Regions from separate parts of the Homo sapiens genome. Here regions 2 and 3 are each linked to region 1. The links are chromatin contacts, found by Hi-C or POLR2A ChIA-PET in ENCODE. All regions are on one chromosome and are shown on one strand. The core of a region is the stretch at or near the end of the contact, and the rest is flanking DNA. Distances in the headings are between cores, read along the strand shown.

The links. Hi-C counts contacts between places; a loop is a spot of excess contacts on that map. ChIA-PET counts read pairs that join two places held with the same protein, here RNA polymerase II (POLR2A). Pooled maps may share reads with other maps.
Region 2: a map of PC-3 shows a loop between it and region 1 (8-fold over the local background). The contact joins two enhancer-like sites. A Hi-C loop is called at or near these places in 2 of 168 maps with a recorded cell type or tissue (PC-3 and heart right ventricle) and 3 of 50 pooled maps. POLR2A ChIA-PET finds 5 or more read pairs at or near these places in 2 of 52 experiments (OCI-LY7 and activated CD4-positive, alpha-beta T cell).
Region 3: a loop to region 1 is called in a map of PC-3, with 8 times the contacts of the local background. The contact joins two enhancer-like sites. A Hi-C loop is called at or near these places in 5 of 168 maps with a recorded cell type or tissue (CD4-positive, alpha-beta T cell, CD8-positive, alpha-beta T cell, PC-3 and 1 more) and 7 of 50 pooled maps. POLR2A ChIA-PET finds 5 or more read pairs at or near these places in 3 of 52 experiments (A673, IMR-90 and activated CD4-positive, alpha-beta T cell).

Annotation. Positions count from the first base shown.
Region 1 is chr7:106,310,797-106,315,417 of GRCh38, reverse strand. It overlaps the pseudogene LARP1BP2. Among named protein-coding and RNA genes, the nearest start is that of NAMPT-AS1, 28 kb to the right of the region's middle. RefSeq lists a silencer at 1,845-1,984. Within about 2 kb of position 1,882, at least 5 of the 41 ENCODE cell types and tissues checked have a DNase peak (open chromatin) inside an H3K27ac peak, as active enhancers do.
Region 2 is chr7:106,460,180-106,464,800 of GRCh38, reverse strand. No RefSeq gene overlaps it. Among named protein-coding and RNA genes, the nearest start is that of CTB-30L5.1, 140 kb to the left of the region's middle. Within about 2 kb of position 2,225, at least 2 of the 41 ENCODE cell types and tissues checked have a DNase peak (open chromatin) inside an H3K27ac peak, as active enhancers do.
Region 3 is chr7:106,175,788-106,180,408 of GRCh38, reverse strand. No RefSeq gene overlaps it. Among named protein-coding and RNA genes, the nearest start is that of SYPL1, 66 kb to the right of the region's middle. RefSeq lists a silencer at 3,525-3,664. Within about 2 kb of position 2,507, at least 11 of the 41 ENCODE cell types and tissues checked have a DNase peak (open chromatin) inside an H3K27ac peak, as active enhancers do.

The sequences.
Region 1 (4,621 bases), core at 633-3,132:
TCCTTCAATTTCACTGGAAATGGACAATGTCTCTTTTTTACTTTTATCCAAGGCTCTAGTCCAAGTCAGAGAAACTGGTAGACACATCTCTAGGCATTGCCTGAAGATTATTTGTTTCAGTATATTTCTTTGGACGCAGTGGACTTCCAATTCTTGGAGAATTTAGGGCAGACTCTGTATGCAAACCAAAGGCTATGTGAACTCAGAACAACATTTTGTGTGTGTGTTTTTCACTTGAAATTTAAGTAAGTATGCAGAAATGCAGTATGAAGAATTACTATTGATTGTATTCAGTTAATGCAAAGTAATTGTAATTTTTGCCATTTTTTTAATAACAAAAACCGCAATTACATTTGCACCAACTTAATAATAGAATGAATCTTGGCTCAACCCTACATGAATTTCCTGGTAGCAAATGGAAAAGAGGCATATGATCCCTTTCATGCACCACTCACATCTTGCCCCCTAAAGCACTCCGCTCACTGCTTGCTAAACTGATGGCTCATTCATCAACTGGCAGAATCCTGCCTTAAACACATGTATCTATGTCTTACCCAGGAAGTAGGAGCTTCTGGAGTAGAGGATCCCAATCAGTGGTAGGCTGGAAGAGAGAAGGTCTCAGCAGGAAAATCACATGGAGCTTTGTCAAAAAAACCTTGTGTCTGCTGTTCACCCCCTATACCACCCTATTCCCAGGATATCAGAGTAGATGTAAAAGAAATGGGAAGATCAGACATATGGGAAAATTCTCCAGGTCAATCTGATGCCCATTATTCTATAATCACCCAGGAAGAAACAAGGGTACCATAAGCCAATAGAAGCCAAGCCTCCATTCTTGGGAGAAGAGGAGATTGACAGAAAGGGGATCAGGTTTAAAATTAACACTTTCTTTAATTTGAAGCATACAGAAAACGAGAAGCAGAAATGGGCTATTCAGTCTTGCCAACCAAATGGGCAGAAGCAATTAAAGGACAAGGAGAGTGGAATAAAAATGTTTTTTAAAAAGACAAACTTCTATCAAAGACAATTGATAACAACAAAAAAAAAATAAGAAAAGGAGAGAGAGAAAGGAGAAAGTTAAGAGCTTGTTCAGGGAAGTTAGAGTCAGGATACGGAAACTTACATAAGAGACTACTGACTCTAAGGTGGAAGTACAGACACAGGACCAGAAAGAACCCTTGGAGAATGACTTCAGTTTTATTTTTGAGGAAGTGAACAAAGATTTGAGAAAAACCAGAAAGAAGAATGGAGAAGTAAGTTTAAGGAACTGTATAAGAGAAAAGCTGGAGAAAGAGAAATTGAAAGAAAAGAACAGCATAAAATGTACATAATAAAGGCACTTTCAATGTAAGACATCCTATTTCCGTGTATACTAGGCCAACCTATCTTTATTGGGGGTTGAACAAAGTTAGGTTTATAAACATTAGAGCTGTGCCTCACAGAGAGAATAAGAATCGAATATAAAAAGCATTCAATTAATTAATCACTAAAGACCCTGTTCAGAATTTCAAGAATCTACTGGTTAAACTGTTTTAAATGGGGGGCTGTAAGGGATTTGTCAATATTTCCCTAAAGGAAGTGACTAAACAGGAAGAAAATACAACGTGGACTAAAGGTACTTCTGAATTTTTGTGTGCACTTTGTGTACTTTCAACTCTGATAAAATCATGCTTACTGTGTTTTCAATTGTTTTATTAGGCACTATTTGTAAAACCTGAAATTTTTCTTTTCCAGCTCCACAGATGTTGTATAATTTAATTAACCAACATTAAATGGTTTTCATGACATACTTTGTTATTTACATCATTATTTTTCTTTCTTATTGACATTCCTGTGAACCAGCTCATCACAGTATTGAGTGGACCACATGGAAACCACAGAGACACTAGTGTAGAGCGGCTGGAGTCAATGGTTCCAGTTTCAAACCCCACTCCACTGCTTGCTAGACATGTAATTCAGCACAAGGTATCTAATCTCTCTGTTCTTGTGAAGTAATCCCCACCTCAAAGGATTGGTATAAAGAGTAAATTATGAAATTTTTGTAAAATGTTTGTCACAATGCCTAGTACATAGAAAATGCCCAATAAACAGCGGTTGTTGCTCTTTTTATTATTTAGAATAACTTGTCCTAAAAACATAAAATGCCCGTGTTCAAGAGAAAAGAAAGGAAATAAACAGTAGCATTAGGAAGAAGGAACAGACTTAGTCTCTAAATTTTTAAGTGGGGATGGTATAAACACCAGGCAAAGTGACTGTGCATGTTAAATGGAACAGCATATGTAAACTACCCAGCACAATGCTTGGAACATGACTGGTCGACATACTTAATGAATGTCTGTTTCCTTCTCCCACCCTATCTTTTTTCAAATCTTCTTAAAACTTGAATTGCATAGCACTGCAAGGCTGTGGCAACTATTCATCTATTTGGGCTTTTTCAAGAATATTTCCATGTAAACCACTTAGAAGATGCACAGAGGGGACCTTACACTACCAATTAAGAACTTTTTTAAAAATCTAATTTAAATTTATGTTGTTTATATAAACACAAACTCTATCTTGGTATGAACAGCAAATTAGGTAATTTTTGTAAAATGAAAACTTTCTAGCAATAATTTTTAAAATGGCTTTATCCTTAAAATTTCTAACCCTTGGCTGGTGTTCCCAAGAAGGAAGTATAGTAATTCAGTATTTATTATGAAATCAAGTTCTTCATCCTTACCATATTCGGAACCATGTTTTTACTTTAATGCTTACACATAGCCTTGTAAATATTTAATTTTGCACATACCTAACTCTGTAAATACATTTCTTTCCAAGTAGTTTCAGATGACACTTTTACCACTAACATTTTATACAATTTCCTAGAAACTCCTGCATTAATTCCACCTATTTTTATCAGCTTCTCAAAATATATTTATTTACTTCTATAATTTCCTACAAATACAGAATTTTGAGCTGAAGAGGAACACTGACATCATTTGGTTCAAATCTCTCATTTTACGAAAAGGAAATAAATTCACTAACTTCCAGTTATTGTAACCAAGTTATGCCCTAAGAATGGACAGAACGAATAGCCAGTTACAAGGTAAGATTTTAGCCTCAGGCTCATACCAGCTGATGACGAATCTCTCCCCTGCCATTGTATCACAGTGCCTAAACCTCCCACCCTTAGCTATTATATCCTATTAAGGCATTAAAGTTCCCCATCAAAACTTGAACTCTAATCAGCCATTGATACTGATGCATTGATTTAAAGAAAAAATGTACAAATCATACAGCAACCTATTAGAAAGAGATATAGAATAGGAGTTTTGAAGGATGCGGAAGGAACCAGGAAAAGTTTGATTTATTCAGCCAACATTTGTAGAATTTATATAGCCTGCCATGCACTGTACTGAGATACCAAAAGGAAGCATGGTCTCACCTTCAAGGCACATCTAACTAGAAAGCATTCTTGTAAAATAACCCTGTGCAATGAGATGAGGACTACTATAGAGGCATGTACAGGTTAATGAGGGTGCAGAGGGTAGAGATTTGTCCCATCGTATAAGGCAGAAAAAGAACCGAAAGGGCGATATTTAAGCTTGGCCCAGAGGATATGTGGCATTTATCGAGTGCCAGTATATGGACTGTGAAGCCAGATTGAGTGGGTTTGAAACCTACCACCTCTTACTGACTTTAAACAAGTATGTAGCCTTTCTGTACCTCAATTTTATCACCTGTAAAATTAGGATAATAGAATCTACCTTGTATAACTACCAAGTGTAAGTTACATATAACTTGTATAAGTAATATATAAATTAATAAATGTAAAGCACTGAGAAAATGCTAGCTATTATTGTGGTTTCACCTATTGGTAAAATAGGATTAAGGGTCATAGACTGGGCCACAACACCAGAGTGGTGCTGGGTAGAAATGGGCTCTTTAATTGCTTTAAATTGAGAAAGAGAATGGTGCTCTATCAGCAACCAGTAGTGGAGTCTGGGCACACCCACACTGGGCTAAGAAGGGAGAATGTATGACAGCCATAACCATACCAAAGTCCCACAGGCAAATTGTATGCATTTAATGTGAGGACTTATCCTTACTAGAATGGACCTTCAGATCAAATATAAATAATTGAAAAAAACATCCTTTGGGTAGCATTGGTATGTTTCCAAACAAAAAGACCTTGGAAGCTTGATATGGGGGAGAAGCCAGAAAGAAAGGGGAAAATGACGCAGAATGGGGAGCCTGGAAATCTGTGTTGCCTACTTCACAACTGAGCCACTAATTTAAATGTGCACTTGAAAGCAGGGTTAGAAGAAGCTGATGTGTGCAGCGTGGCTACCCCTGGGCTAGGGGTGAGGCAGACGTAGAAAGGCCTTGATGCTGACCAAGTGAGGGAAGGGATACCAACGTGGAAGTGGGATCTGAGAGGGCAAGAGGCAAGGGTGGTCTTCAGCACCAAGAGAGGTGTTGATGTAGTTTTGGATATTTATCCCCTCCAAATCTCATGTTGAAATGTGATCTCCAGTATTGGAGGTAGGGCCTAGTTGGAGGTGTTTGGGTCATGAGAGTGGGTCCCTCATTAATGGCTTGGGGCCGCCACATGGTAATGAGTGTGTTCTCACTCTTACTA
Region 2 (4,621 bases), core at 976-3,475, 150 kb before region 1:
AGGTCTCATCTCCTCTTCTGAGGTCACATAGCCTATCTGCTCAGGGCTAGAAATCTCACAAGTATGTTTTCTACACTAGTGATTCGCAACTGTCACTATACATTGAAATCACCTAAACAGCTCTAAAAGATAGGATGCCTGGGTCCCACTCTCAGAGTCAGATGAGGAATCTGTGCATTAGGATTTTTCAAAGCTCCCCAAGTAATTCTCATATGCAGCTAAGGTGGAGAACTGCTGTTCTACCACTTTTCAGGTCACCACCCAATTTTCACTTCATTTACATGGCTGAAAACAGAAGTTGTGTGACCTCCTCCCTCACCAGCACAATCCTTTCCCACAGCCCCCATCCTCCCTCTGAAAGAAGTGATTGGGTCATGTAATTATCTGGCGTCCTTCCCAAAGCTAAACCATGTGATCCTTGGTTCTCTCTCCTGGGTGTACACTGTTCTTTCCCTCTGTTTACTTGTGACAGCCCCACTTACCTTCATCCCTGCCTCCTGGGCCCAACTCTAGCATCTGCCATCTTTGTTGGCCCTGCAGCCATGCCTGCTGCATCAGCTTCTCTGTCTGGAAGTATCCAAGAGTGATCACTTTTGTTTCCGTATGATTTGTGTAACACTCACTCTCCACATGATCCTTCATAGATTAGTTGGTTTCCTTTACCTTTCCATCAATGTGGATCAAAATCAAACTAGGTATTCAGGACATGAGTTGACTCAAATAGCAGCTGGGTATACTCAATTACTTTTCAGTTTTCTTCTGGCTCTCACTTTCCTTGATACATTGCCAATAAAATAAATGATAACAATAACAATAATAATAAAATCTGGACTGGGATAAGCCAGTATTTTAAATTAGTTTTAAAAAGTCAGAAGCATACAATGTTTCAAAGACATTGCATTTCTTTCTTATGTGAAAGAGTCATTGAGACTTGTTGCTAACAAACTGTTACCAAGTAAATCCTATAAGAAATAGTTTTCTGTTCAGAAAGAAGTTTACCTGCCAATTACTTAAGATATATAACAAATTCTAAGTATTACTATTAGAAAGGAGGACACTAAATTAACACTATGTACGAACAATACGTTTGGATCTAGAAAACAAAATGATTGACTTTTTTAAAGAATTAATGACAGTTGTGTAGTCAGAATTACGGAAATGGAAACTTAGGAAAATCATTACAGAAAGATATGGAAATGGAAACTTAGGGAAATCTATTAGTACCTAGATGGTTTAAATATTCTTTTAAAGTTGTATTTATGCTTTTAATTTGCTTTGCACACAGCTGCTTCACAAAAGAGCAAAAATAAACTCTGACCACATCTTATGTTAACGATTTTATACTCTTAAGTATTGTACTAGGCGAATGTACCTATTAAAAGACATCTTCTTTAGACAGCCTTTCTGAGGGCCAGAGTAGATTGAACTAAGAGCAACAGGCATCTGCACTTGTCTGGCTTTCTAGTGCCCCTCCCCCATCCTCCTCTGGGACTCCCCACCTCCCTATTATCCAGCAACTGAAAGGTTAAAGGCCTGACCCAGCAGGTGACAGTCCAACCCAGTGCTGGTCTTCTTACCCTCCTTGCTGCACCGCACTTCTGACTTAGGGACACATTTCAGGATGGCTTATTTGATCTGTGTAGAATCCAAGAAGTGATCTGATTCAAAGATCACCCATCTCTCACAAAAGCAGCCCTCTCAGTTTCTCAAGAAGATCAATTATTACATACAGGTTTATGACTCAGCCACAGAAAAGCAGTCCCATCAATCTGCTTGTGTTCATTTTTCATTTTAGCTTAATGGGTGTTTGCTCAGTGTCCAGGTTTTATCTATATTTGCAAATTCACTTTATTATTTTAAGCAATATTTTAGAAGTTGAAATTAATCTTATAAAGTTGTATAGCTTTTAGGACATTTTCTTTTCCCATTAAAATACAAGAACCATATTCTAGTTTTCATTTTGTGGAGTCAAAAACATACACGTGTATGAAGTGTCTATGAGTCAAGCACTTCCTCGTTATTTTTTGAGTTTTTGGGAAATCACAAAACACCCTTTGAATAGCAGGTAAAAAGGGCATTATATAGTTAGAGGAAAGCACTCCTGTGCTGGCAGTCAGTAGTATGTCGATGTTTCTATTAAGTGAAAGAGTGTTGACTTCTGCTTCTTCAATCCTCCCTCTCCAAGCTATGGAAATTGAAATTTCTCATTAGGCCACGAGGTGGCAGATTAATTGCAGAAAAAAAAAATTCTAGTATGAAAGCAATACAGAAATTTCTTCAGCTAAAGGGAAATAAATATCCTTTCTCCAACTAATACCCCTGTGTGGTACACCTCTCTGACCAGAAGTTACACTTGCTAAGAGACCCAGTGGTTTAAGAGCATTTCTTACATGTTTTCCTGTTTCTTTGAAAGAAAGAAAAAAAATCTCTTTGACCACTTCCTAATGATCTTCCTGAACACGCAGCTTGCTTGAGTCCTGGTGGAAAAGGCCTTGTATGGAAGCCCCAGGGACAACTTCCACCACTGAGGAATTTTCAGTCTTCTGCATCTGTCAATCAACTGAACCATTTATAGCTGGTGTCTTCTTTTCTCGTGCCCATAAGCCCTGTCACTGTTGAGCTGGGCCCACCTTAAGACTGATGTCCTTTGCAATTTCTGGGACTACTGCAAGTGCTCCTAACTGTCCTCCCTGCCTCCAGCCTTCCAACCTGCAGCCACTCGAGTTGCCTTCCTACACGTCAGAGCCGACCATGCCATTCTCCTGCTTAAAAACCCATCTCACTGGCTATGGGACCAAATGAAACCTTCAATGCTTGACACACAAGCCTTTTCCAACGTGGCCGACAAACACACACTTGCACAAACACACCCACACACACATACTTATTAATTCAGTAACACAGACATTTAGCAGTTCACCAAACATGCCTGATTTTTCACAACTCTGCATACTCTGTTTCCTCTATCTAGAATGTTCTTCCCTGTCTGTATCTGGCAAACCCTAAATCCCGCACGATGCTTTGCCTAACCTCTCAGGTAGACCCGCAGTGTTGCTGCTGTGAAAGGAAAATAACTCTTGGGACCCCCAAATCACTACACTAAAGAAAAAAGTCAAGCTGGAAATTGCTTAAGGCAAAACTGCCTCCCATTCTATTCAGAGTCATCCCTCTGCTCACTGAAATAAATGCGTATCTGATTGCCTCCTTCTGAAAGGCTAATCAGAAACTCAATGCAAATGGTTATTGAGAAACCAATGGTTATTTGTCTCTCACCTACTTATGACCTGGAAGCACCACCCCCCCGCCCTCACCTTTCTGGACAGAACCAATGTACATCTTACATATATTGATTGATGTCTCATGTCTCCCTAAAATGTATGAAACCAAGCTGTGCCCTGACTACCTTGAGCATATATCGTCAGGACCTCCTGAGGCTGTGTTATGGGCATGCATCCTTAACTTTGGCAAAATAAACTTTCTAAATTGATGAAGACCTGTCTCACATATTTTGAGTTAATAATTTGGTGACCAACGTAAGTGACTCGGAATGGAGGTGGCTCTGGCCTTTGGAAAATCTTCTATGGCCACTTGGTACAAGCTTGAGCTATCTTTATGGCTCAAACTGTCACAGGCGTTTGAATCAGAGCAACTCCATTTTGAATATGGGCTGGGTGAGGTAAGGCTAAAACCTACCGGGCTGCATTCCCGGGATGTTAGACATTCTAAGTCACAGGATAAGATAGGAGGTCAACACAAGATACGGATCATAAAGACCTTGCTGATAAAACAGGATGTGGCAAAGAAGCTAGCCAAAACTCACCAAAACCAAGATGGCAATGAAAGTGACCTCTGGTCGTCCTCACTGCTTAGCATGCGTTAGCATGTTAAGAGACACTCCCACCAGCACCATGACAGTTTACAGATGCCATGGCAACATCAGGAAGTTACCCTATATGGTCTAAAAAGGAGACAAACCCTCAGTTGTGGGAATTACCTACCCCTTTCCTGGAAAACTCATGAATAATGTACCCCTTGTTTAGCATATAATCAAGAAGTAGCAATAAGCATCATCAGTACAGCAGCCCATGCTGCTGCTCTGCCTATGGAGTAGCCATTCATTCTTCCTTTACTTTCCTAATAAACTTGCTTTCACTTTACTCTATGGACTCGCTCCAAATTCTTTCTTGGGTGAGATCCAAACCCTTTCTTGGGGTCTAGATTGGGACCCCTTTCTGATAACATCTTCCTGGCAAACTTCAAAGGGGTGATACTGAGGAGACCCACCCCCCAACAACAAAGGAAACAGGTCGCAGCACCAATCAGCTGACTTTGGGTGAGTGGTGAGGTATCTGGGTAAAGGATGGGATTGGGTTAGAGGCCCAGCTTAGGGGAGTTAGAGTTTCTCCCAAGACAGAGTGGGGTTAAAGGCCCCTCTTAATAAGGGCAAGGACACCTGACCAAACTTGGGTTGGAAGCCCAACTTAGGAAGGTTAGAGTCCTTCCTAAGAGTTAAGGGGTTAGAAACCGCCCCCTCCCCGCAGTAAAATCCCTCTCTGCTAAGAATGGGTTCAGCACTACGGGGTGTTATACGCTATTCTCTTTGGATTAATCTGCCTTGCAC
Region 3 (4,621 bases), core at 1,258-3,757, 140 kb after region 1:
GTGGATGAAGAGGGTGTAAAGCTCAGCCCCACTGCCTCAATTCAGGACCTCTGAAGAGCCACCCTGACTCCCCACGGGGCTTCCCCAGTCCACATGCAATACAGCTGCATGCAAATCTCTGACTCTCAGTATGTTTCCCAGGTCCCAGTGCAAGCCCCATCTACTCGGCACCCCTCACCCCACCCCAACCTTACCCCTACCCACATTGGGTCCCTTCCCCTGCATTAGCCTCAGAAAACTGGATACTCAGAGACCTTTGTGGGTCTGAGCCTCAAGAACACAGCGGCTGAGGCACAAAAGAGGGAGCCCTCACTGTCTCTGGCCCCACACAGAGGTGACGCTGCTGCCACAGTCACAGCAGTCAGCCGGACACTCCACATGCTCCGCGTGCTCCTCAGTCTGCAGGACAGTTGCCAAAACAATCAACCCAGGTGTTTGCTCTGAAGAAGAAAATATGCAGCGCTCCCGCTTCATAGTCACACAGGCGGAGCGAGAAGCCAGGAGGGTCCCACCCAGGGAAGGGCTGCTTTCTTACCCAGCTGGGTTCTGCCCAGAGGCCAAAATGTCCCACCCTATACTCAGGAAGCTCTCAGAGACATTGGTTCCAAGAAATGCAGGGTAAGGAACAATGGTTTAACTGATGCTTTTCTTCTTCCATTCATTCAACCAACATTCGCTTGAGCTTCCACTGTGTTGGGCTCTGGCGTAATCTGGGGGACCCAAGGGGGACTAAAACAGAATCCTTTTCATCAAGAGGTTTACAATCTGGTGCAGGAGATGGACATGAAATAGGCAGTCCCAGGAAGTCCTGCGAGAGGCAGTATGCACAGTAGTGAAGAACTTGGGCTCTGGAGCCAGAACACCCAGCTTCAATTCCTGCAGGACCTTGGGCAAGTCACTTACCTCTCTGAGTCTCAGCGTCCTCATCTGTGAAATGGGGATGATAGCAGTGCCTACCTCACACAAGGTCTAAATGAGTTAATACCTGAGAAGTGTTTACAATAGTGCCTGGTGGGCCCAACACAGTGGCTCACACCTATAATTTCAGCACTTTGGGAGGTCAAGGCAGGGATCGCTTGCACCCAGGAGTTGGAGCCCACCCTGGCAACATAGTGGGACCTCGTATCTACAAAAAATGGAAAATTAGCCAGGCATGGTGGCATGTGCCTCTAGTCCCAGCTACCCAGAAGGCTGAAGCAGGAGGATCGATTGAGCCCAGGGAAGTTGAGGCTGAAGTGAGCTGTGATCATGCCACCACACTCCAGCCTGGGTGACAGAGCGAGGCCCTGTCTCAAACAAATAAAATGAAATAGTGCCTGGTACAGAATCCTGATTGTTAGGTATTGTGAATATTGGCGTGAAAGAGAGAAGGGTGCTGAGGACTCATATCAGGAGGTCAGGGTTCCAGCCATGAAACTTACAACCTCTGAGGGCTACAGCTTGCCTGTCTGTAACATGAGCAGATCCAAACAAAGGATCCCTACAGCCCTTCTAGTGTTGGAGCTGTGGGCTAGAGGTGCCACCCACTGGGCACCTACTAAAGTAGTAGTCAGGGGAACATCTCCTGCCTTGGACATGTAGGATTTAGGGAGAAAGGGAGGACTTTGCTTCACTTGGCTTCACAGGAGGTTTGATGATGGCTGACAGCCTGTTGCCAAGGACATCAGCTGAGGATAGGCAGGATGGTTCATGCCCAGGCAGGCACCTCCTCCATCCCAGGGCCCCAGGACCTAGGGGCTACAACCCCCCTCCACATGCATCTCCTCTCCTCTCCTCCCCTCAAGGCCGCCTGCCCCATCTCTGGACCCACATTCCTCTTCTCTTTGTAAATGCCACTGACAGCCTGCAGTTTTGCACACGCATCTGCTTGCTTGGCCAGAGGGACTATCGACTCCACAGCACACATCAGCAGGGAACTTTCAGAGGTCATGGGCCAAGGCTTTGGGGAACATAGTCCTGTTGGTGAATGCCCATGTCAGGAAAGGACACTGAATGACAGACACATGAACGCTGGAGCTCAGAGCAAGGCTGGTGGCTCCCCAAAACAGTGGCTTGGGAGAGAACAGGCCAGCTGGCAGCACTTCACTGTGTGATGCAGACTGTACCCTCTGCTAGGCCACCAACCAGAGGGGCATTCCTGGCTGTGGAGAAGGGAGGAATGATGGAGCAAATTCAGAGGGATCCCAGGATCTATTTTGTGTTGTCTTATTCTCTGCCAGTTCTTGCCTTCTCTCTCTTCTCCTCATCTTCAGTTAAGAAAAATGGAAGCACAGTGTGGGGGGTAGCCAAGACCTTGGACCAACCTGGATGCTAATTTCAATCCACAACACTGGACGTAAGCCCTGGCCAGCAGTCCTCAGCTACTTTCAGCTCAGCCACCCGAGGCTCCTAGGGCTGAAAATACCCGAGCATCTGATGAAGCAGCTGCAGGTTAAATTTAGCCCTGGCGAACCTGGGACTGATCTGGGTGCTAGAAGCAGCAGAGCAGACTGACTGACGCACCCAACACAGGTGTGAGGGCCAATGATGGCACCTGGGAGGGAAGCACCTGGGAGGGAAGTGGAGCAAGGGAAAGAGACAGAGCAGGGCCCAAAGCCAGTTCTCATCTTGCAGGAGTGTGACAGGACCCGTCAGCCCGGCACTGCTGTTAGCGGATGCCAGGCAGGTAGCATCAACGAGCAAAGCAGAAAGATGTACAGAAAGGGGAAGGGTGGGATTGTGATAAACTGCAAAGCAGATGTCCCACCTAAAACCACTGGAATAGCCTGGGCGACAGAAGGAGACTCTGTCTCTAAATAAACAACAAAACCACTGGAATTTAGGTTTTTAAATAACATCATGTTAGCCAAATAAAATCCTGCATTTGATCTGCAGACTCTTAGTGTGATACCCTGGCCTAGTTGAATGGAGAAGCCAACCCCATGGCCACTATTTCACCATCAGCTATTTCATTCTTTGTTTCTTCAGAGTCTCCTGTTAAAATCCAAACAGACCTCGGGCTTTGAGCTTTCTTAGCTAACTCGGTTATTCTTACTGATCTCTTTAAAGAAGGAAGAAAGGGGAAACAATCAGCGTGCATGAATAAATTAACTGGTAAATTAGCACCTAATATGTTCAGAATCAACTATTTGTTACCTGTATTGAGCAGCAGTTACTGAATGCAAAGAATTCCACTCAACTGGGGTTGGAGTCAGACAGGCTTTGGTCTCAATCCTGGCTCTGCCATCACTGGGAAACTAATTAACTTCCCCAAACTGCAGCTTCCTCTGCGTAGGGTGGAAATCATATGCCTTTCTTGGATTGTTATGAAGATTAAATGAAATAACCCAGGACAGTGTTCGACATGAGATAATTCATGCTCAGTAAATGGTGGATGAACTTTAATCATCTGAAAGCCAGGTTCTGTGGGACAGGGACTAAGAGTGGAAGGGGAAGAAGGCAGTGGGAGAGCCCTTCACCAGCTCACAGCTTTCCTGGAGCCGGCATTCCAGCCCGGGTCAGGCCTCATGCAGAATCAGAGGGCTTCGGAGCCACGTGGGGCCACACTGCCCCCCTGTGCCCATTTGCCACACTGCGGCTGCATTCATGCAAAGCTGCCATTTGAGATGCAGAATCCGGCCAGAAGACCACGACTTCACCATTGTCTCTACTCCGCTGGAACCCCTCCCTGCTGTCTTGTGCTGAGCTGGGTGGTTGTGGAAGCCAATTATCTAAGACTGCAATAACCTGTGTTGTCCAGTCACCCAAGCAAGCTACCCCCACACTGGGGAGCACATGTCCAACTTCCCTGAGCCAGCACTCACCCACAGATGGCCAGGTACTGCAATCACCTGGATAGATTTGGAAATAAATACCCACTGACACCCATCCAGACCTACAGAATCAAAACCTCTGAGGATGGGTCTGGGGGATCCATATAAAAAGAAAAACCTTCCCAAAGGAACTTACATTCAGCCGATTTTGAAAACATACTGCTTTAACCCCTTACTGGGCTGCTCTGCAATACCTCTTCGGTCTGACTTGGTTTTGTAAGTGACACAAGCAGAAAAACACTGTGCTCTCTGCACTGAAAATGAGTATTCCCATGGAGCTGGAGAAGCAAGGAGGTAAGGAGTAGATGAAAGGAAGCAGACAGAGCAGGAGGTAGAAAAAAGGAGATCCTGAGGAAGACACAGAAAGGAAGGAAAACAGGCACAGAGAGAGAAAGAAATGGGAAAGAAGAGGAAAGGGAGGAGAACAGAGGGAGGGAAGGGGGAGAGAGATATAAAGAAATACATGAGAAAGATGCAGCACACTCCTAAACTCATGATAGCATTTGCTAGGGCAGTGATAACCTACGCCAAAACAATAGACATATAGTAGATTAAGAAAAAAAGTATTTCAATGTAGGCATAGGATTCATACCTACAATATGCAAAAAAAGGTTCTACATATTGACAAGGATATAAAAAACGCAATGGAGAAATGAGCAAAGACATGGAGAGAAGATCCAAGTAGCCAAGACATGAAAAAGTGTTCAGCTCACTAGCAGTTTGGGAAATGCAGATCATTATTGTATACCTATACTTACTGGCAAAAATCAGAAAGCCACTTACTTATAGCTGAGTGGGATGTAGGGGAA